Linked DNA regions of Homo sapiens: regions 2, 3, 4, 5, 6 and 7 are each linked to region 1. Evidence: chromatin contacts called from ENCODE Hi-C or POLR2A ChIA-PET data. All regions are on one chromosome and are shown on one strand. Each heading gives the region's core, a stretch centred on a gene start or an enhancer-like site at or near the end of the contact. The rest is flanking DNA. Distances are from core to core; before and after follow the strand shown.

Region 1 (2,701 bases), core at 202-2,701:
TAATTTATTTGTTTTTAACAGTTTATCTAGATTAGTTATGAGAATAGAGATATTAGACAAAGCTAGTCACCATTTTAAGTTATTTCCTTGTTAACCATTTTACAGCTTGTGAATATCAGGTGTTCACCTAAGCAAGAACTTTAAAGTGAAATACACAGATATTTTGCTGATAAATCAGAGGATTTCATTGTTTTCATTAAACCAACAATATTAAATTAGTCTTATTTATCAAAAGAATCACATAAACAAAGATTATTCTGTTTTGGCCGGGTTTGTAATTTCATAACTTTTTGCCAAACCTGGACATCTTAAAATAACTATCAGATGCACATATCAGCTGACCAGTAAACACAGGCAAAAATACATGCTGACAATCCTGAAGACATATCTATTTTTATTTTATCAATAATTTTTTTTTAATTTTCCAAAGATTATTAAAGTCAAATGAACTTGAAAGCATTTGGACTTATTTATTTAATTTATCAGTACTCTTTTATTTATAAGCTAATTTGGTACCATATAGACACAACATATAACATAATGCATGTATATGCATAAACAAGACAGTTGGATCAAACTTATTTTCCTGATAAAACTGGAATCTGTTCACATGGCTAAATTTTATTTGCCCTGATGAGCAAAGCAGTTTCCAGGGCACTTTGATTTTAAAAGACCTCTTTCCTTTTTTTTCTTTAGCCAGTAACCTGAAACTAGTAATACCATGAACAGTAAGTTTTATTTCAACACCAGCAGAAAAGTCAGCAGATTCAGAGTAGTCAGGAAGGAAAAATAGGCAAAGAACTTAGAAGACTACATGGTAACTCTTTAAGGACAGAAGAAGAAAGAGGGATTGACTGAAAATGTTTTACATGTGCCATTTTTCTTCAGGTTTTCTAGTTTATGGAGTTGCTTTGTTCTAATTGAGTGTGCAGGAGTCTGGAGATCTCATAAGGCTTCTGCTGTAGCCATCACAGTCTTTGACCTCTGTTAAGCCAAATATTGCTACACAGACCAAAAATACAGACAGACCAACAAAAATCAGAACCAGACTAGATTATCTTAGTGGCTGTAGCTTTTTAGTATTGCCTTAATTCTTTGGGACTTAAACATACACCAGATTTGGGACTCTGAACTGACCAGAATCCCCCTTGGGTAGGACTCAAATCCACAATCCTAGACAAGGTTGGGACTCTCATCCATAATCCTAAACCACAGGGTGGGACTTGAACCCACAGTCGTTATGATGAGTTCAAAGACAATTAAAAGTACAGGGGCATATTAACAAGGTACTCACCAGAAAGATGTCTAATCCAGAAGCAATTTATTTTCCCAAAAGAGAAGTGCCAAGGGAGCCTGAAGTGCCATGGTGGAGAAGAAGGAACCCTATAGTCGAGCCTCTGGACACCCTGGTCTAGGTGGCCACTCAGGATCAGTGCAGGGGGCCTGCACACCACTAGGGGCAACAGTACCTTGGACAGGCTGTTCGTCTCACCTGGGGTTCTAGTTTGTTAACAAGCAAAAGGGGCTCACTGCCCAATGTGCTAGAAGCCAACACTGACACCAAATTTTTGAAAAAAAGAAAAGCTTTATATTAAAAGTCACCTCTGAAGGAGACAGGAGTCAAGCTCAAATTTGTCTCTTTCTGCTGGCATTAAGGCAGTACTTTTATTAGAAAAGGTTCAGGGGGTGGATTCTGAGATTAGTAGGTGATTTGTGCAAGGAAAAGGGAGGTCTGGAAAGTCCTTGGGCATGCATAGTTATTTCTTCATGTTAACTCCTGAGTTGCATGGCAAATTCAGGGAGAGTTAGTATGAAACGTGGTGGAAATTCAGGCTATGACATCAGCAAGCTTATTCTGTGCAAGCTCCAGTTAGCCATCTTGGTTCCAACCAGTTTCAGCCAGGTTTTTCTTGATCTCACAAGTGGAGGGAGTTTCAGCGGCTTAAGTTTCTTTTCTTATCTGCTATCTTGAAACTCAAAAATTAAGTAACTGGTTTCTTACTCTTTGGGACTTTCCAGACCTCCCATTTCCATCCACCAATCACCTACTAATCTCAGAATCCACCCCCTGAATCTTTTCTAATAAAAATACTACCTTAATGTCAGCACAGAGAGACAGATTTGAGCTTGACTCTTGTCTCCTTGGGAGTTGACTTTCAATATACAAGTTTTTCTTTTTTAAAGAACTTAGTGTTTTAGTATTGGCTTCTATTGCATTGGGTAGTGAGCCGCTTCAGCTCTGTAACACTAACTCTGGTAGATAGCATCAGGATGAAATTGAATTGTAGGGCACACAGTTGGTGTCAGAGAATTAAGGAATTGAGTAGTGTCAGAAAACACCTCAGACTACACTTTCTCCCTTGGTATGGGAAGAGTTCAGTTTGTGTTTCTTTCTTCTTGAGTGACCCAACTCCAAGAAGATGCCACTTCTGGAGAGAGAATAGGGATCTCAACTTAGCCTGGCAGTGAGAATACGAATGGCAGCTGGAATGACCCAACAGGGGGCTAATGTTTGGGCTATTGTGTGTGTCACACTGACCCTGACCAGCCAAGTAGTCACAGCACCCACAAGCTCTTCCTGCCTGTCAGATGCCTCATTCCCACCTGTGATGCTCAGAGAGAAACCATGAGCCCTGAAAAACACCATATTGTTTTGTGATGTCACCTCTGGAATGTTCTGAGTGTTTTGGTGACCAACTTC
Region 2 (2,701 bases), core at 137-2,636, 980 kb after region 1:
CCTTAACCCCCAGCTAATTCAGATAGTGACCCATGGGGTTTTATTTTTGTGATGAATTTATAACCTTTTTAAAACGTGGCAAGTTTCAATGCCTTGTGGGAATAGAGTTTTGCACTATTTCTACAATATTGATTACACAGTAGTGAAATGTTATCTTATGTGCTAAATCTGCTTGGGCGTTTTCCCCCCATTATTTGTCAGGACAGGAAGTAATTGACAACAGTGCAGAGTACTATTAAAATAATTTGACCTTCACCATATACCCTCCAAAATGTGAATGGACAATTGGACTTTGTGTTTTGAATTGTCTACAGATATCCTGTCCTCTAAATCAGAAGGAAAAAAACTTGTATTTATCGTTACAGGAAGTTTTTTAAAGTAAATTGACCATTTTCCCTACTGCCAAATAAGTTTTCAAATATCGCTAGGGGGAGTTGATTTTTTAATAAGGCTATTATGTTAGAAACATACGATGGAAAAAAATCACCTTATGATTAGAGAAACAGCATATTTTGATTTCCTAGCTAACTCAACCATGACCAGCAAAGAGCAAGGTGAGTATAGTTCACACTAAAAAATGGAATAAGGCTTAGTTTCATCTCATGCTGTGAATAACGTGCTACCTAAATGTATCTGTTATCTTTTTGCTTTCCTCTCCTCCTTCCTTATTTATTCAGAGAAAGATTTTTAAAAAATTATGTCTTTGAAGCTTCTGGAAATTGTCAGTTTCATATTGAAAATCTGTGATTTCCATAATTTATATAAGGATCTTTCTCGTGCTGTCACTCACAAGACTGAAAAAACTTGTTTTAGATGCCAATAACGTCCATTTTCTCTAGAGATGGCAAATAATTCCTTCTAATTCTTCCCCACGAGCACGCCCATTTCTCCTGCCAACAACATCACCCAAGTGACTGTATCTGGTCATGAGTTCCATAGAAGGATTTGATTTCCTGCATTTCTAGGACTCACCTGTGTGGTATTTGTGTGAGGACTCTTTTAAAATAGGATGGAATGGCACCTTTTGCTTATTTGTAACTTAGTTAAGGCAAAGAAAGCTTTCATTGAAAGCATTTGATTGTTGGCTCTTGTGACTGAGCAAAGGCCCCCGTAATTGGGAAAAGATGGCATTTCACTGTTCTCTTCTCCCATGTGGAAATACATTCGGAAAGGCAGGGCAATTTACTGACTCAGCGAGGGGCTGAGAGTGACTGAACACGATCTCTGGACCTCCTAATTCTGTAATTACTTCCTTTGACGTTTTTGTCTCTGCAGATGTGCTTGTGGAGTTTGTTTCTGTTTTTGTTTTAAACACTGGAAGTGTTTTTCTCAAACTTGTGTGTGACTTTTCTGGGCCAGGAGGGATAGAGCAACCGCAGTTGGGGGTGATGCTGCTGAACACCCGGTGCTCTCAGCCCGTGCCACCCCACCTCCCCCATCAGACAGCTGTACAGAGAAGCTTGGGGAGGTATCTGCACTGTGCACACTCAGCCTTTATAGAGGACAACTTCATTCCTTTTTAGCAAGAGTGATACTGTTCCTCTTCATCGGGTGGTATCCATTGAGCACTGTCCTGGTGAGGACAGGTTGATAGATCACCTGAAGCCTTTTAGATGAGACCAGGTTAGAGGGCAGGGATCAACTGTGTTGTGTACAGCCTGGTCTAAATGTGGAGCCTGGGGGTGTTCACTGGATTGGTCGATGATGAGTTCATCTTATTTGAATGAAAGTGAAACAGATTTCTGAAACGAGGCTCTGCTGCCTTCTATGGTGAAAGGGGAGAGCTTTTCCAGGTTCAAAAGTAAAGCGGGATATTTAAGGCCTTGATCTCACTGGAATCATTTGTATCTTTAGTTCTGTGATGCCAAGTGGGACCTGCATGGGATTTGGTATGTATGTTGGAGCATCCTGGGTCCTAGGGTCCTGGAGACAGAAGGAGCCACAGTATTATGGAGTGTCACTGTAAGTGGATTTTAGAAGTTTGATCCAACATTTATTGATCCCTTACTTTATACTTGGCACTCCACCTGGCAGTGGGAGGATGGAATGAATAAGACATGGTCCCTCCCACCCAGGAGCTCATAGGTTTAAAGGGGAATGTAAACCCATGAGCAAATGACTTACAGTGACATGCTATCTAAAGGACCACACAAGAAGAAGTGGTCAGTCTCCCTGGGCATTAGATCAGAGTGGGAGAGGTGGGGGAAGCCTCGTGAAAGATTTCACGAAAGAGGTTGAGGCTTGAATTAAGTCTTTAAAAATGAGTCAGTGGGACAAGAGGACAATATTGGGGACTGGCATATCAGGCAGGGAAGGAGCATGAACAAGTTTGGGAATTATGAAATACTGAAAACTGCCAGAAGCAGTAACATGGCTGGAGTGTAGGTTGTGAGGAGGGACATTCAGAGAAAAAGTGCTGGAGAAATGGACAGACCTCATCATAGATACTGGCCTTACTGCCCAGTTTGGACTTTATAGTTGTTGAGGAGCCTCTGCAAGTGTTTAAGCTGGTGAACAGCATGATGGCATTTGCACTCTGGCCGCTCTGTGAAGGATGCATCCAAGGCGGAGACTGATGTATGGAAACCAGTCAGGAGATCATGATAGCACCCAGCTAAGAGAGAGCACTGGTCTACACTGCAGGAGTAGCTGGGGGTGTGTGGGGGAGTGAAGAGCCCAGCACGGCTCCCAGAGCCAAGAG
Region 3 (2,701 bases), core at 129-2,628, 950 kb after region 1:
ATGTATGGGGAAGTCGGTGTGAATTTCTTAAAATTAAAGAAACTGTAAATTGCTTTTGAGCTCACACTTAAGGTAGATGATATCAAGTATAGTATGATCTGAAAGAGCTTTAACAAATAGGCAAGTATATCTGATTTTATAAACAAGTACCCTAAAATACTTTCTTTTCTGTAGCACTTAGAAATTTTCCTCTTATTTCTATTAATTGAAAAGAAAGACTTGTTAGATCAAATAGTGCCAAGAAGCTGGTTTTCAAATTTTCACAGATTTTGTCTGTCTGTACTTAAAATCAATGTGACCTCACTGTATTTAGATTTTTTTCTTCTCTCAATAAATTGCATGTAGAAATTATTAATTTTGTATATTCCAAAGTAGGAAGATGCCATATGAAGCTACTTTGAATTCATGGGAAACATTCAAAACTGATTACACCCTCTGGGGTATATTGTGTATTTCAGCTGAGTAAACAGCCATAAATATTTGATAGTGATGGTGATAGTGATGGTGATGATAATGATGATGACTATGATGGTGGCGGTGGTGGTGATATGTCACTCCCTAACCAGCTTCTTGGCTGATATGTTGTCTTTAAATGTCAAAAGGCTGCTTGTTGCCAACAACCTCTAGTCCTAAATTAGAGATAAATTTAATTAGCACATGAAAAAAATCCTTACTGTGAAGTGCAGTTAAAAACACTTACATATTTTTCACATTTTCTCACATGACAGAAATGTTATGTTTGTGGAAAATATTAATTTACTGCTGTTTATGTAGCCTGTGTTTGAAGGATTTGGGCTTTTAATCTTTGCCTCTTGGCGTTCACAACAAAAGGTTATGTTAGTTTAGTATATGTGCCACTGTGTCTTTTCCTGTTATAAAGTGTCTTAATCCAAGACATGTGGCCAAGAACAATAAAAATGATTAAGCAAGATTTGTTCCTATAGAGGAACCAACACTTTGAACCTGAGTTACACAGGAAAGCCTCACAAAGTTTAAAATCTATTTTAAGATGCTAGAGAGTTTGTTGTTGATGAGCCTCATGAAGAAAATGTACCATAGGAAAATAAAATAACCCAGACTAGCAAAACTCTTGGCAATAGTAGGAGTGTTGTGAATCTAAGAATAGGGACCTTGGTTAAAAAGTCTCATTTCAGCGTTAGCGGCTGCCAAGAAATGAAAGTTCTGTATAGTATTTGATCATATTGCTTCCAGAAGTCGTGGTGAGTGCTTTTACTTTTCTAGGGTGAAATACACTCAGCTAGGCCTGGTTTATTCATTAGAAGCCCCAACCTCTCCCAACCTACTAGGAGTGGGTTCCGAAGCATTGCCTGTAAAGAACAGGGCGGTCTCTTGAACAAAATGTTATCACACCATAAAAGGAATCTGTTTTGGCTGCTTTCTCTGCAGCCTGGCATTCTTTTCGGCTGCTGAACAATGTGCAGAAAGAGCCAGCTTCCTGATGGTCCTATAACCCGTATCCCCACATTCCTCTGGGAGTCACACTGAGAAGTCATCTTGGATTGGGACAAGTGTCTTGCATGCTAGGGTTGCCTTAGAAAACACAGACTTTATACTTTTTTTGTTGTGAACTAAAAATTAAATTTAACTACATTTCTTCTTACTTGTAGAAGAAATGTCTTCTCTCCTTGCACTGACAATTCTAAAGAAAGTCTCAATTGTAGGCTAGTGTTTCTTCTCTCTTAAAAAAATGAAAGAATTGATGATGTCTTCCTAAACTGGAAAGGAGGAGGAGTTTTGTTCAATTCGATAAAAATGTGTATCCCACATTCTTTCATGAAGATCTTACCCCATTCAAAGAGAAAATGAGAACACTTTAGTGTGTATATTAATGTATATATTTTCGAGCTGGTCTTTGGTAGCCAGGTTTTGTTTTGTGAAATGACAGATCAGCAGAAAGACACCAAAAACACAGTGAACTGAACTGGAGTTTGAAAGTGAACTGACTTAAAATTTGAAAATATTTTTCACAGGATAGCAGAGTTGGAAGAGGCCATTGGAGTCATCCAGTGCATACGCACGGCCAACCATGTGGAGTTTACGCTTTGCCTTTTCTAGTGCTCACTGGGCATCTATTTTCAAGGTGGAACCCGTAGCCAATGGTCCCTAAAATTATTAATGTGTTTATAAATTATTGTGCCTGTAAAATTATGTCCATTGCCATTGGTAGCTGACAGGCTTTATAAAGTGTGAATGAGTGAATGATTGGCTATTTCTTATCAGATTGAATTCCTTTTAGGATAGTTCATATTTGGCATAACTTCCAAGGAGGATTTTCCCATTATTACATATCACCTGATCATAGCTGTTGTTTTGGATCAGTGTGTATTGAAAAAAAGAACAGAGAGACACAAAAGGGATATTATGACTTTGATAACTACAGTAGTGTCAGAATGTGTTGGTTTTGTTTTCAGTTCTGTTTCTGATCTTAATAGAGTTGTTAAGATCTTTGTGCAGCAGGTTAGTGCTCTGGAACTGAGGTAAATACCCACTCCTAATTCAATTGTATTTTTTTTTTGTTGTATATATTATTTTGTTTACAATATATATATTGTCAAAGTTTATTCTGCCAGCCCCAAATGAACAAGTTCCAAATTGCATTTATTTGTCTAATGAGACAGATAAAAAGCACTGTGAAACATTGCCATTTCATCAGTAATCAACTTACTATATATCCTCTAAG
Region 4 (2,701 bases), core at 97-2,596, 900 kb after region 1:
ACTGTTTAAAATGGCTCCCCAAATATAGGGCTAAAGAACTGTCCAGTAGGACTTTTTTTTTTTTTAGATGGAGTCTTACTCTTGTCGCCCAGGCTGGAGTGCAGTGGCTTGATCTTGGCTCACTGCAACTTCCGCCTCCCGGGTTCAAGCAATTCTCCTGCCTCAGCCTCTCAAGTAGCTGGGGTTACAGGCATCAGCCACCACGCCCGGCTAATTTTTATATTTTTAGTAGAGACAGGGTTTCACCATGTCGAACAGGCTGGACTTGAACTCCTGACCTCAGGTGATCCACCAGCCTTGGCCTCCCAAAGTGCTGGGATTACAGGCGTGAACCACCGCGCCTGGCCCTGTCCAGTGTTTTTAAGTGCAAGAAGGCTGTGATGTGCCTTATAGGGAAAAATACATGTGTTAGCTAAGCTTTCTTCAGGCATGGGCTTTAGTGCTGTTGGCTGTGAGTTTAGTGTCAATGAACCAACAACTTAGATCAAATAAGCCATTTTTTTTTTAAAAAACAGAAACACACATAAAATGACGTTATAAGTTGGTTGATGAAAATTTTGTGACCAGAGGCTTGCAGGAACCTAACCCTGTGTTTCCCCCAGAAGCTAAGGATTAGTATTTCCTATGGCGGTGTTCAAGGCAACTTCATAGACAGAACTACCATCATGAATAACAAGGATCACTGTGTGGGCTGAGTGCGGTGGCTCATGCCTGTAATCCCAGCACTTTGGGAGGCCGAGGCAGGCAGATCACCTGAGGTAAGGAGTTCAAGACTAGCCTGGCCAACATGATGAAACCCTGTCTCTACTAAAAATACAAAAATTAGCCGGTCAAGGTGGCGGGCACCCAATAAAATGACAATAGAGTTTAAACTCCATGGTTTCTGAGGCATTTTCTGAGTAAATTGGCATACAGCGTATGTACTCTTTCCTCTAGAAGTTCCAGAAACAACACTATTTCTTTATGTGCAAAATGGCCTCTTTTGAGCAGCCCTGGGGCAGTTTTGTCTGGCCCTCTTGCAGCCAGGGTGCCCCAGTTTAGTGTACAATTGGTATAAAAATAGGCAACACAGGAACTTGCTTGTCTCGGGGGAAAAGACGCTTGCAGATTTATAGAAATTTTACATTTGTATGCATGATATTCTGTAGGTTCAAGAAAAAACAATTCAATTTCAAGATAACATTCTACAGGGTAAATAAAATTTAATTTCAATAAATTTAAGGGGAAAAGTTGTCCATCTTTCTATACTTTCTGTAACTTTTGTAGTTTCACCACTAACAACAACAAAAAAAAAAGAACACAAACAAAATAGCCTTGCTCTGGGTTTTGAGGAAATGGTTTTGCAAGGCTATTTGGTTAGACAATGAATTAGAGTCAGAACTTCCGGGATGGGCTTTCGGTAAGGGAAATGCTTAGGCTGCTGCAAAGCCTGGATTCAACTTACACAGGATCCTTGAGAAGTTGTTCTTCGCATCCAGAACCATGGGCAATGCTCTATGGTATAAAAACCCCGAAGGTAAACACTGTCTGATATATATTTTTTATAATTGCAAAATACACATAAACTTACCATCTTGACTGTTTTTAAGTGTGCAGTTACATATTCACATTGTCGCACAGTCTCCAGAGCTCTTTTCATCTTGCAAAACTGAAACTCTGTACCATTAAATGACTCTTCATCTCCCTCTCTCCAGCTCAGCCCCTGGAAACCACCATTCTGTTTTCCATCTCTATGAATTTGACTACCCTAGGTACCTTATATAAATAGAAGCATAGAGTATTTGTCTTTTTAGTATTGGCTGATTTTACTTAGCATTATATAATGTCCTTAAGGTCCATCCATACTGTAGCAGGTGTCAGAATTTCCTTCCTTCTTAAGGCTGATTAATATTTAATTGCATGTATACACCACATTTTGTTTATCCATTCTTCTGTCAATGAACATTTGGGTTGCTTCCACAATTTGACTATTGTGAATAATGCTGCCATGAACGTGGGTTTGCAAATATCTCTTTGAGACCCTGTTTTCAATTTTTTTTTGTTGTTGTATACTCAGAAGTAGAATTGCTGGATCAGACGGTAACTTTATTTTTAATTTTTTTGAGGATCTGCCATAATGTTTTCCATGGTGGTTCCACCATTTTACATTCCCACCCACAGTACACAGGGGTTCCAGTTTCTCCACATCCTTGCCAACATTTGTTACTTTCATTTTTTTTGGTAGCTGACTGATAATTATGACTAAATAATATTGTTGAAGAACTATTACAATGTCAAGAAATTTTGGCCATCAGTGATAGTCTTATGATTAAACTTAGTAGTATTTTATTATTAAACTTAGTAGCATTTATTAGTAGTAGTTTTATTTCAGAAATATTTGCATTTTCCATGTTTCTAGCCCCTCAATTATGTAGGTAGAAACAAATAATATAGAATCAATTTACCTTATGTTACCTTAGAACTGTGGCCACAGCCTAGTAGGTGCTCAGTTCATTTTTGTTAAATGAATGAATCAATGACCATGAAGACAGTTCAGGTTATTTGTTATGGAGATACGTAATGGGATTGGAAAACATGTAGGGTAAATGTATTAGCCCTCTCCTGTGTTAACTCTTTAGCCCTTTCAAAACTAAAGGTATTTGGCCATGTGCGGTGGCTCACGCCACCGATCTTAATTTTTTTATTTTAAAAATAGCTTACT
Region 5 (2,701 bases), core at 61-2,560, 870 kb after region 1:
TTTAAAAGGTTTTTTAAAAAGTCAACCCATGTAACTTAAAAATGATTATGAAGCACTTGTTTACTTTCGGTTGTCTGGCATTTATTTGTGTGTGGGGTTTTTTTTTTTTTTTTTTTTTTTTGGTGTATGGGCTATTTATTGCTTTTTCTTAATTTTTTCCTTGTGTGTTTGGAAAGCAAAATCCAAACAAAGTCCTTTTTGGCAGTGGTAATAATAAATATTCTGTTTAGCCTTTGGATGAGGTTTACATGATGTATCTATAAGCACATTCTGGAATATTGGAATAACAGTTTCCAATCCTTTTGATCAATGGATAGTGGGATAAATGAAAAGTTCCAACCAAAATATACCTACTGGACAAGAACCATCATCTTTTAATAGGCAGAAATCCTCTTTAGGGTCCAGCCTTCCTTTCATTCCTGTTCTACATTGTCAATGACTCTGACCACAGGAACAGAGAACTGCTGGATAGGGTGCAGTGCTGCTGGTCCCCTCTATCATCACCAGCACAAATAATTGTATTAATTTTTTTTTTAGGAGTGGAGTTTAAGCTCAGCTGTGCACCCCAGACATTGATGAAGATAGTCTATCGTATGACTTAGAGTCACAGAACCACAAGATGCGTGTGTGATTATCTAAATAAAGAGCTCTTACTGCAACCTTGTGACTCTGGTGATAGAACTGGGCGTGGGAGGGCTTTCTCATTCATGTGCTGTGCACACAAATGATTCTCTAAGTTGAAGGACACATTGCTCTGCAGCATAACTGAAAAATCTGTGCATGAATGTGTGTGTGTGTGTGTGTGTGTGTGTGTGTGTGTTGTGGGGGGGATGTGGTCTCATTCCTACTTGCAAAAATCCTCCAGAAGGGGTTTTCAAAGCATTGCACAGCTGTTGCTTGTCAGCTTCTTGTGTTGACTAGATGTCAGCAACACTTCCTCAACTTTGGACAATGACTTGAAAGCAAGATCAGTGTGTGCTCATGGGATGGATTTAAATGGAATTGAATGATACAGAAACCATTGCCTAATTTATATTTAGGTAAGTCATGTTTTCTTTCTCTCTCTCTTTAAATTTTTCCTGAAATGCATGTATGAAGCTCTTTTTGGCTAAAATGAGAGAATGAAGCAGGCTCCTGAGTCCTTGAGTGAAGAGGATCCATTGAGAAGTCCAGAGGGAGAGAGAATGAGCTTGATTAACGGCAGCACAGGATTGGCAGGAGTGATATAAAATAGTACATCATCTCAGAGTGACCTAATACTCGACTTTGGAATGCATTTTTATTTTTGGCAGTGGATTTACCTCCCTGTGTCCTGCCTGGACAAACGTTGGAATTAGTCAGCATTCCTTAAGCACATGCTGATTATGGCCAAAGAAAGTGGCAGGCTTGAGGCTTGCTGGCGACCAGGAGAAAGCCAGCTGGATTAGACATTTGCCGTGAGCCTTTTGTTCATGTAACTTATGGGGCAGTCTCCTAAGCCAGAGAAACAAGAAACTCAAAGGCAGTTTTAGCAAGGTTCTCATGCATGGCAGCATATTTTAATACTAATGCTCCCTTTAGGCAGGCCCTAAATAAGAATGTCTTGTTCTAATTTTTTTCCGTAGACTTAAGATTGTTGGGAAAAAACTTGTTAGAATTCCCAAGTGAAACCATTTAAATGCCTTGGCTTCTGATAACTGGGAGTCCTGAGTGAAGTTGTCAGTTGCTGCTGAACTCAGCAGAAATAATTGCGCTCCCTATGCCAATGATCTGTGCATATTTTGAGACCATTCTGAGACCAAGGAGGCTATCACAACATGTTCACATTGCTATCGTTGATTAGAGCCCTGAGCTTTACATGTTGTCTCCTGTGGTGTCCTTCGGAATATTGGAGAGCCATGCCTCTTTCCTTTCAATGTTCTCAACCTGGCCCAGCCAGGATTAGAGGCTCCCTTCTGAGGTTCAGTAGAATTTTATATTTACCCTTTATCATTATTCACCTTACTGTATTGCACTTCTCTGTCTACAGTCTCCAGCATTCCATTACAGTGCTAGGACTATGTTGGCATTTGTATTCGTTTTTCATTACTTCATAAGAAATTGCCCCAAATTTGGTGGCTTAAAATGATGCACATTTATGATGGCACAGTTTCTATGGATCAGGAGTCCAGACACAGTTTGGCTGGATTCTCTGCCCTAGGTCTCACAAGGCTGTACTCAAGGAACTGGCTGGGGCTTCTCTCATCTGAAGCTTGGAGTCCTTTTCCAAGCTTTCGAGGTTGTTGGCAGGATTCGGTCCCTTGTGATTGTGGAACTCATGGTGGCCTTTTTTCTTTCAGGCCAGCAGGAAAAGGTCTCTGACTTGAGGGTGGGCCCCAGTCCTTCTTTTATTTTATTATTATTTTTTGAGACAGAGTTTCGTTCTTGTTGCCCAGGCTGAGTGCAACCTCGGTGCCATCTCGGCTCACTGCAACCTCCACCTCCAGAGTTCAAATGATCCTCCCACCTCAGCCTCCCAAGTAGCTAGGATTACAGGCACACGCCACCATGCCTGGCTAATTTTTGTATCTTTTAGTAGAGATGGGATTTCACCATGTTGGCCAGGCTGGTCTCGAACTCCTGACCTCAAGTGATCCACCCACCTCGGCCTCCCAAAGTGCTGGGATTACAGGTATGAGCCACTGCACCTGGCCCCCAGTTCTTCTTTTAAAGGCATCACCTA
Region 6 (2,701 bases), core at 80-2,579, 690 kb after region 1:
CCTCTGCTGTCACTCAGTAATGAGCAGTTTCATGTGGCAGTGCAGAAACTGGGGTTTGAGAAACAGAGGTGTCCTGACACTCTGGACCGGTAATCACGAAAACCCCAGCACTGCCATAAAGATGCTGTCTTAACTCGGCTCCAAACAAAGTTCTGTCGGCGGCCGGCAGTGTTTCAGTGGGCAGCAATGTGGTGATACCTTCACAGGATACTTTATAGGCTTCAAAACACTTCCCTCCCTCCAGGCCATTAACCTTCTAAACCACACAGTGGGGTATGGCTGGAGTATTCTCCCCCTGAGGCAAGGGAACTGAAGTTCAAGAAGGTTTCTTGACTTGCCAAGATCTCCCCGCTACTTTGGCTTTAAGAAACTGGGTCTAAGAAACTCAAGCTTACGGATTCTCTGTTCTCTGCGCGCTCCCACCACATCTTCAATTCAAAGATCCTTCCAAATTCCACAGAAATAACCCAGTAAGGGCAGCTCTTGAGTATACCTTTTCCTTTGAGTCTTAATTTTCACTCAAGGCGAAATAACCCCTCCTCTGAAAGTTCTCCACGTTTTCCAAGCGGACAGCATCAAGTTCGCAGGGGATCTGTATCAGTCTCAGCAGGTGGACTTCACAAGGGGCGGGTTGGGGGAACGCCCGCCTGACCGTGTCCGGCGTGGCGGGGGGTTGGGGGCGAGAAGAGTGGGGGTTGCTATGTAGGGCGCCCGGACCAAATAACACGCCGCGATTTCACACTCCAGCCTAGCTCAGTTATGTAGCCAAATGTTTTTCTGTCACCACATATCCACGACTTTGGCTGTGTTGAGGACGAAAACAGAGAAAAGACACTGATCCCAGAACACTGCGCCTGGGAGGACGCAGGGCGCAGGCTTTGTAGTCTCTGAGAATCGCCCTGCGTAAAAGTGTCCTGAGGTCCCGCTTCTGCGCCCTTCCCGGCCCAAGCCGAACACAGGGTCAACCTCACTCTACAAAGTCAACCGGATAGAAATCCGCCACCCCGCGAGGAGCCCCTTCCTACTGTCTCCAAGGGGTCCCCGACACTGCTCTGAGCGACCCTAAGATACCTGGGTGTCTCTGCTGGGCACAAACCTCTCTGGCGCCACTTCCACCATCCAACCTCTCCCGCGGCCCTCCCTTCCCTTTCTCCAACCACCCTCTCCACCCCGCGCCGCTCCCATCTCGCCCCCGGCCCCGCCAGCCTCACCCAGCCAAACCCGAGCGGTGGAACGCTGCGCTGGGTAAACGCCGCGCGTCGGGTCCTCCCTCGCGCGGCTCCGGGCAGCGTTCCGTGGCCACCGCGCTCCCGGTAACAGCAGAAAGGGGAGGGAGGAGAGCTACCGAGGAGGGGACAGCGACGCCCCGACGCCGCCACGCCCCCCGCCTCCCACACGGGGGCCACCGTAGCTCTCTAGAAGCTCCTCAGGGAAGCAAAGCGCCGTTCCCGCCGCAGGCACCGAGACGTCGCCCAGATGGAAGAAACTCTGGAGATGCGCGCTCCTACACCGGTGCCGCGGCGCCCGGGCCCAGCACCACGCACCTATGCGCGCCTCTGCCGGTCCTCCTAGAAATCCCGCCCTGCCTACCCGCGGCGCGAGACGCAACGACGCTTTCAGGGGTCAAAGACCTGGCAGAAATGACTTCCCAACCCCAGATGCCCCCAGCAGCAGTATTTAGCAGTCATACAATTGCCTGAAATGAAGAATGAGTAATCTGGATGAGTCGGCCCTGAAATCGACCTGCAACTTACCCGGAACGTGAGCTGTCTCTCTCTGACCTCTGCTGGCTGCTTCACCTGGAGTCTGAGTCCGACTCATGTAGCACTTCACTGTCCGCGTTAGTTTAGCCTTCACTGTCAGCAACTCGTCACCTTGTCCTCTTGCAGCGAAGGTTTGGAATCCCATCACGGGTGTGCAGTGGTTAGTCCTGAGATCATGGTGGTGCTAGGAGAACCTGCCAACCAATACAGAAAGTTGTCACGAATAGAAACCTAAGCTCTGGCCGGGTGCGGTGGTTCAAGCCTGTGATCCCAGCACCTACTTTGGGAGGCCAAGTCGGATGGATCACTTGAGGTTAGGAGTTCGAGACCAGCCTGGCCAACATGGTGAAAGCCTGTCTCTACTAAAAATATAAAAATTAGCCGAGCGTGGTGGCGGGTGCCTGTTATGCCGGCTACTAGGGAGGCTGAAGCAGGAGCAACCCGGGAGGCGGAGGTTGCAGTAAGCCGAGATCGCGCCATTGCACTCCAGCCTGGGCGACAGAGCAAGACTGTCAAAAAAAAAAAAAAAAAAAAACAGAAAGGAGAAGAAGGGAAGGAGGGAGGGAGGGAGGAAGGCAGGCAGGCAGGCAGGAAGGAACCCAAGGGAGGGAGGGAGGGAAGAAGGAAGGAAGGAAGGAAGGAACCTAAGCCAAGGAAGGAAGGAAGGAAGGAAAGCAAAGAAAGGAAGGAAGGAAGGGCGAAGGAAGGAAGGAATCTAAGCCAAGGAAGGAAGGAACCTAAGCCCAGGAAGGAAGGAAAGAAGGAAGGAAGGAAGGTAGAAGGAAGGAAGGAACCAAAGCCAAGGAAGGAAGGAAGGAAAGAAAAGTAGAAAGGAAGGAAGGAAGGAAGGAACCTAAGTCCCAGAAGGAAGGGAGGGAGGGATGGAGGAAGGAAGGAAGCTAAGCTCTCTCTCGCGGTGCCCTGACTTCTCCCGGGGA
Region 7 (2,701 bases), core at 87-2,586, 640 kb after region 1:
CCCTCAGGAATGTGGACCTTCAGGGGCTGCAGGAGCAAAGGGAGAATAAAGTCTCTCTCATAGCTTCCAAGAGACTTTCAAGGGCAGATAGAAAGGATCAAAGGCTGCCAAAAGTTCAGAGAGCTGTCCCCAGTAGAATAATGAGGTAAATGCAGATATCAGAGTGTAAGGAGAAGGGAGCATGTGTGTGCACGTGCAGTACGCTGAAGAATGGGCAAGATCGGGAGGGAGATGAAAAGGGGAAGCGCCCACCACTCCCATCTGCAGAGCCCATGCAAGAGTACAAATACAGGTCCACATGCCATATATCCAAGTATTTAAAATTTGAAATATGTTTTATCTTCCTACCATGGTGAATATCCCTTCATCAGGACCCGAGAAAGCAGGTTTGAATTTTGAAATCTTTGACTCCTCACTGCTCTGCTCTGGAGCATGGTGGCTCAGGTATAGCTAGCATTGGGCCAACCCCTGCCCCTCTCTCTTCCCACTTTGGCTCCATCCTACAAGCAGCTGCCCCTTGGCTGCCTCTTGGTCTTAGCAGCGCAGTTCACTTTCAGGAGGCTGGACCAGGGGAAAGACCTGAGCAGCCCTAAAAGTGGGGTTGAGACCACAGGGCAGGGGATTCTGTCTGGGGCTCCATTTGATCTAACAGGAGGGGTGGGGGCTTTGGGTGCGCTTGCCCTTTGTCTCCTCACCAATGGGGATGTACGTAGCCCGAGGAAGGCCAGAGCAGGGCCTCTTTCCAGGATGAAAGGGCAGTCCTGATCCCAGGCAAGGGATGCAAGAAGAACAAGACCATGGAGGCAGGAACACGGCAGGACTAGAAAAGAGGGGGCAGCCCTGGGGAGAAAGAAGCCTGGAAGCACAAGCAGAGGCCAGAAAATGTTCAAGGAAGGGCTGGGCGCGGTGGCTCACACCTGTAATCCAAGCACTTTGGGAGGCCGAGGCGGGTAGATCACTTCTGAGACCAGCCTGGCCAACATGGCGAAACCCCGTCTCTACCAAAAACAGAAAAAAATTAGCTGGGCATGGTGGCACATGCCTGTGGTCCCAGCTACTAGGGAAGCTGAGGCAGGAAAATCGCTTGAACCGGGAAGCAGAGGCTGCAGTGAACTGAGATCACGCCAACTGCACTCCAGCCTGGGCGACAGAGCGAGACCCTGTCTCAAAAAAAAAAAAAAAAGTGCAAGGAAAAATACACAATTTGCTTAACCTATGTGGTTAAGCTCTTCAATCCTCAGTCCCCTTGGCTTGGAGAGCTGCCCAGATATGCGAGGATGCAAAGGTTCTCGATTTCTCATGTTTGTGCTGAAGCTTCCCAATTGTGTCTGCAGCCTGCTACCTCAGCATTACTCATAAAAGTATTGTTTTAGTTTCTAGTGAAGTGAAAAAGGGGAACTACGGTTTTCCTTCCCATACCAGTTGAGAAATTATTTAAAGACAGAGATCCTTAAATGCTTGTTTTAAGGAAGCACGCTTCTAAAAATGACACACTTCACCCTCCTTTGGCGATGAGTTCAGGAAGGCTTCCTGCAGGTAGCATCTGACGGTGGCTAAGCCAGCCATGCAGGCTCAGACCTGGGGGCAGAAACTGAATGTCAAACCCCTTCCTGACATGTCTACCACGTTCCTTCCAGCAGGTTTGAATTCCGAAGTCTCAGACAAATGACCACACTCTGGGTGGTTTAAAACAACAGGGTCAGGCGCAGTGGCTCAGGCCTGTAATCCCAGCACTTTTGGAAGCCGAAGCAGGCAGATCACCTGAGGTCAGGGGTTAGAGACCAGCCTTGCCAACATGGTGAAAACCCGTCTCTACTAAAAATACAAAAATTATCCAGGCCTGGTGGCGTGCGCCTGCAATCCCAGCTACTCGGGAGGGTGAGACAGGAAAATCACTTGAACCCAGGTGGCGGAGGTTGAAGTGAGCTGAGATCGCACCACTGCACTATAGCCTGGGTGACAGAGCAAGACTCCATTTCAAAAAAACAAAAACAAAAACAAAACAAAACAAAAAAACCCCAGGAATTTATTCTCTCATAATTCTCAATGTCAGAAGTTTGAAATCAAGGGGTCAGCCATGTTGGGTTTTTTTTTTAAGGCTCTGAGGAAGAATCTGCCCCCTGCCTCTCTCCGGCTTCTGGGGGCTGCCAGCAATTCTTGGTGCTCCTTGGCTTGTAGATGCATCACCCCAACCTCTGCTTTTTTTCTTCCCTGCATCTTCTCTCTTCTCTCAATTTCCCTTTTCTTATAAGGACACCAGTCACTAGATCAAAACTCATCCTAATGCACTATGTCCTCATCCTAACTTAACCACCTCTGCAAAGACCCTACTTCCCAAAAGGCCACAGCACAGACACCAGCATAGACCTTTAACATATTCTTTCATGGGACACAATTCAACCCACAACAGTAGCTATTGTTCTAATCCTTGTATTACAGATTATAAACTGAGACCCAGGGAGTAACTTACCCAGAGATACAGAAAATAAGGGGTATGACTCAGTTTGTAATCTGTCTAGACCTCATTATTACCATTTGCCCTTGCTTGTACCAGGCCTTTTAGTGGGTGCTTCATTTTCATTTCTAATCCTTATCTCAACTGCAGAGAGTCATATCCCTCATTTTACAAACAGAGGCTTAGATAATTTAAATGGCTTCCCCAGTGTCTGAGTCTATTTGTGTTGCTATAAAGGAATACCTG

The links. A loop is a pair of places that touch in the nucleus more often than their neighbours do. ChIA-PET counts read pairs that join two places held with the same protein, here RNA polymerase II (POLR2A). Pooled maps may share reads with other maps.
Region 2: a loop to region 1 is called in a pooled map, with 5 times the contacts of the local background. The contact joins the enhancer-like site here to the promoter of LINC01055 in region 1. A Hi-C loop is called at or near these places in 4 of 37 single-sample maps with no recorded cell type and 4 of 50 pooled maps.
Region 3: a loop to region 1 is called in a pooled map, with 5 times the contacts of the local background. The contact joins the enhancer-like site here to the promoter of LINC01055 in region 1. A Hi-C loop is called at or near these places in 4 of 37 single-sample maps with no recorded cell type and 4 of 50 pooled maps.
Region 4: a loop to region 1 is called in a map with no recorded cell type, with 16 times the contacts of the local background. The contact joins the enhancer-like site here to the promoter of LINC01055 in region 1. A Hi-C loop is called at or near these places in 3 of 37 single-sample maps with no recorded cell type and 4 of 50 pooled maps.
Region 5: a loop to region 1 is called in a map with no recorded cell type, with 5 times the contacts of the local background. The contact joins the enhancer-like site here to the promoter of LINC01055 in region 1. A Hi-C loop is called at or near these places in 4 of 37 single-sample maps with no recorded cell type and 2 of 50 pooled maps.
Region 6: a loop to region 1 is called in a pooled map, with 9 times the contacts of the local background. The contact joins the promoter of RUBCNL here to the promoter of LINC01055 in region 1. A Hi-C loop is called at or near these places in 15 of 37 single-sample maps with no recorded cell type and 5 of 50 pooled maps. POLR2A ChIA-PET finds 5 or more read pairs at or near these places in 1 of 52 experiments (naive thymus-derived CD4-positive, alpha-beta T cell).
Region 7: a loop to region 1 is called in a pooled map, with 7 times the contacts of the local background. The contact joins the enhancer-like site here to the promoter of LINC01055 in region 1. A Hi-C loop is called at or near these places in 9 of 50 pooled maps. POLR2A ChIA-PET finds 5 or more read pairs at or near these places in 2 of 52 experiments (activated CD4-positive, alpha-beta T cell and naive thymus-derived CD8-positive, alpha-beta T cell).

The regions. Positions count from the first base shown.
Region 1 is chr13:45,699,733-45,702,433 of GRCh38, forward strand. It overlaps LINC01055 (long intergenic non-protein coding RNA 1055), which reads right to left and starts at 1,452. Exons shown (of 4, transcript NR_125786.1): 1 at 1,295-1,452. It overlaps CBY2 (chibby family member 2), which reads left to right and starts at 2,588. Exons shown (of 3, transcript NM_152719.3): 1 at 2,588-2,701. The coding sequence starts at 2,659. RefSeq lists enhancers at 1,271-1,350, 1,801-2,100.
Region 2 is chr13:46,678,290-46,680,990 of GRCh38, forward strand. The region is part of intron 3 of LRCH1 (leucine rich repeats and calponin homology domain containing 1); the gene reads left to right. Among named protein-coding and RNA genes, the nearest start is that of ESD, 120 kb to the right of the region's middle. Within about 2 kb of position 1,387, at least 18 of the 41 ENCODE cell types and tissues checked have a DNase peak (open chromatin) inside an H3K27ac peak, as active enhancers do.
Region 3 is chr13:46,654,638-46,657,338 of GRCh38, forward strand. The region is part of intron 2 of LRCH1 (leucine rich repeats and calponin homology domain containing 1); the gene reads left to right. Among named protein-coding and RNA genes, the nearest start is that of LRCH1, 100 kb to the left of the region's middle. Within about 2 kb of position 1,379, at least 9 of the 41 ENCODE cell types and tissues checked have a DNase peak (open chromatin) inside an H3K27ac peak, as active enhancers do.
Region 4 is chr13:46,597,310-46,600,010 of GRCh38, forward strand. All of the region lies in intron 1 of LRCH1 (leucine rich repeats and calponin homology domain containing 1), which reads left to right. Among named protein-coding and RNA genes, the nearest start is that of LRCH1, 45 kb to the left of the region's middle. Within about 2 kb of position 1,347, at least 5 of the 41 ENCODE cell types and tissues checked have a DNase peak (open chromatin) inside an H3K27ac peak, as active enhancers do.
Region 5 is chr13:46,574,726-46,577,426 of GRCh38, forward strand. The region is part of intron 1 of LRCH1 (leucine rich repeats and calponin homology domain containing 1); the gene reads left to right. Among named protein-coding and RNA genes, the nearest start is that of LRCH1, 23 kb to the left of the region's middle. Within about 2 kb of position 1,311, at least 7 of the 41 ENCODE cell types and tissues checked have a DNase peak (open chromatin) inside an H3K27ac peak, as active enhancers do.
Region 6 is chr13:46,385,923-46,388,623 of GRCh38, forward strand. RUBCNL (rubicon like autophagy enhancer) reads right to left here and starts at 1,330. Exons shown (of 15, transcript NM_025113.5): 1 at 1,212-1,330. RefSeq lists enhancers at 1,097-1,186, 1,567-1,846, 1,877-1,976, 1,997-2,106.
Region 7 is chr13:46,337,880-46,340,580 of GRCh38, forward strand. It overlaps RUBCNL (rubicon like autophagy enhancer), which reads right to left. Exons shown (of 15, transcript NM_025113.5): 15 at 1-2,701. Among named protein-coding and RNA genes, the nearest start is that of LINC00563, 41 kb to the left of the region's middle. RefSeq lists an enhancer at 1,233-1,312. Within about 2 kb of position 1,337, at least 2 of the 41 ENCODE cell types and tissues checked have a DNase peak (open chromatin) inside an H3K27ac peak, as active enhancers do.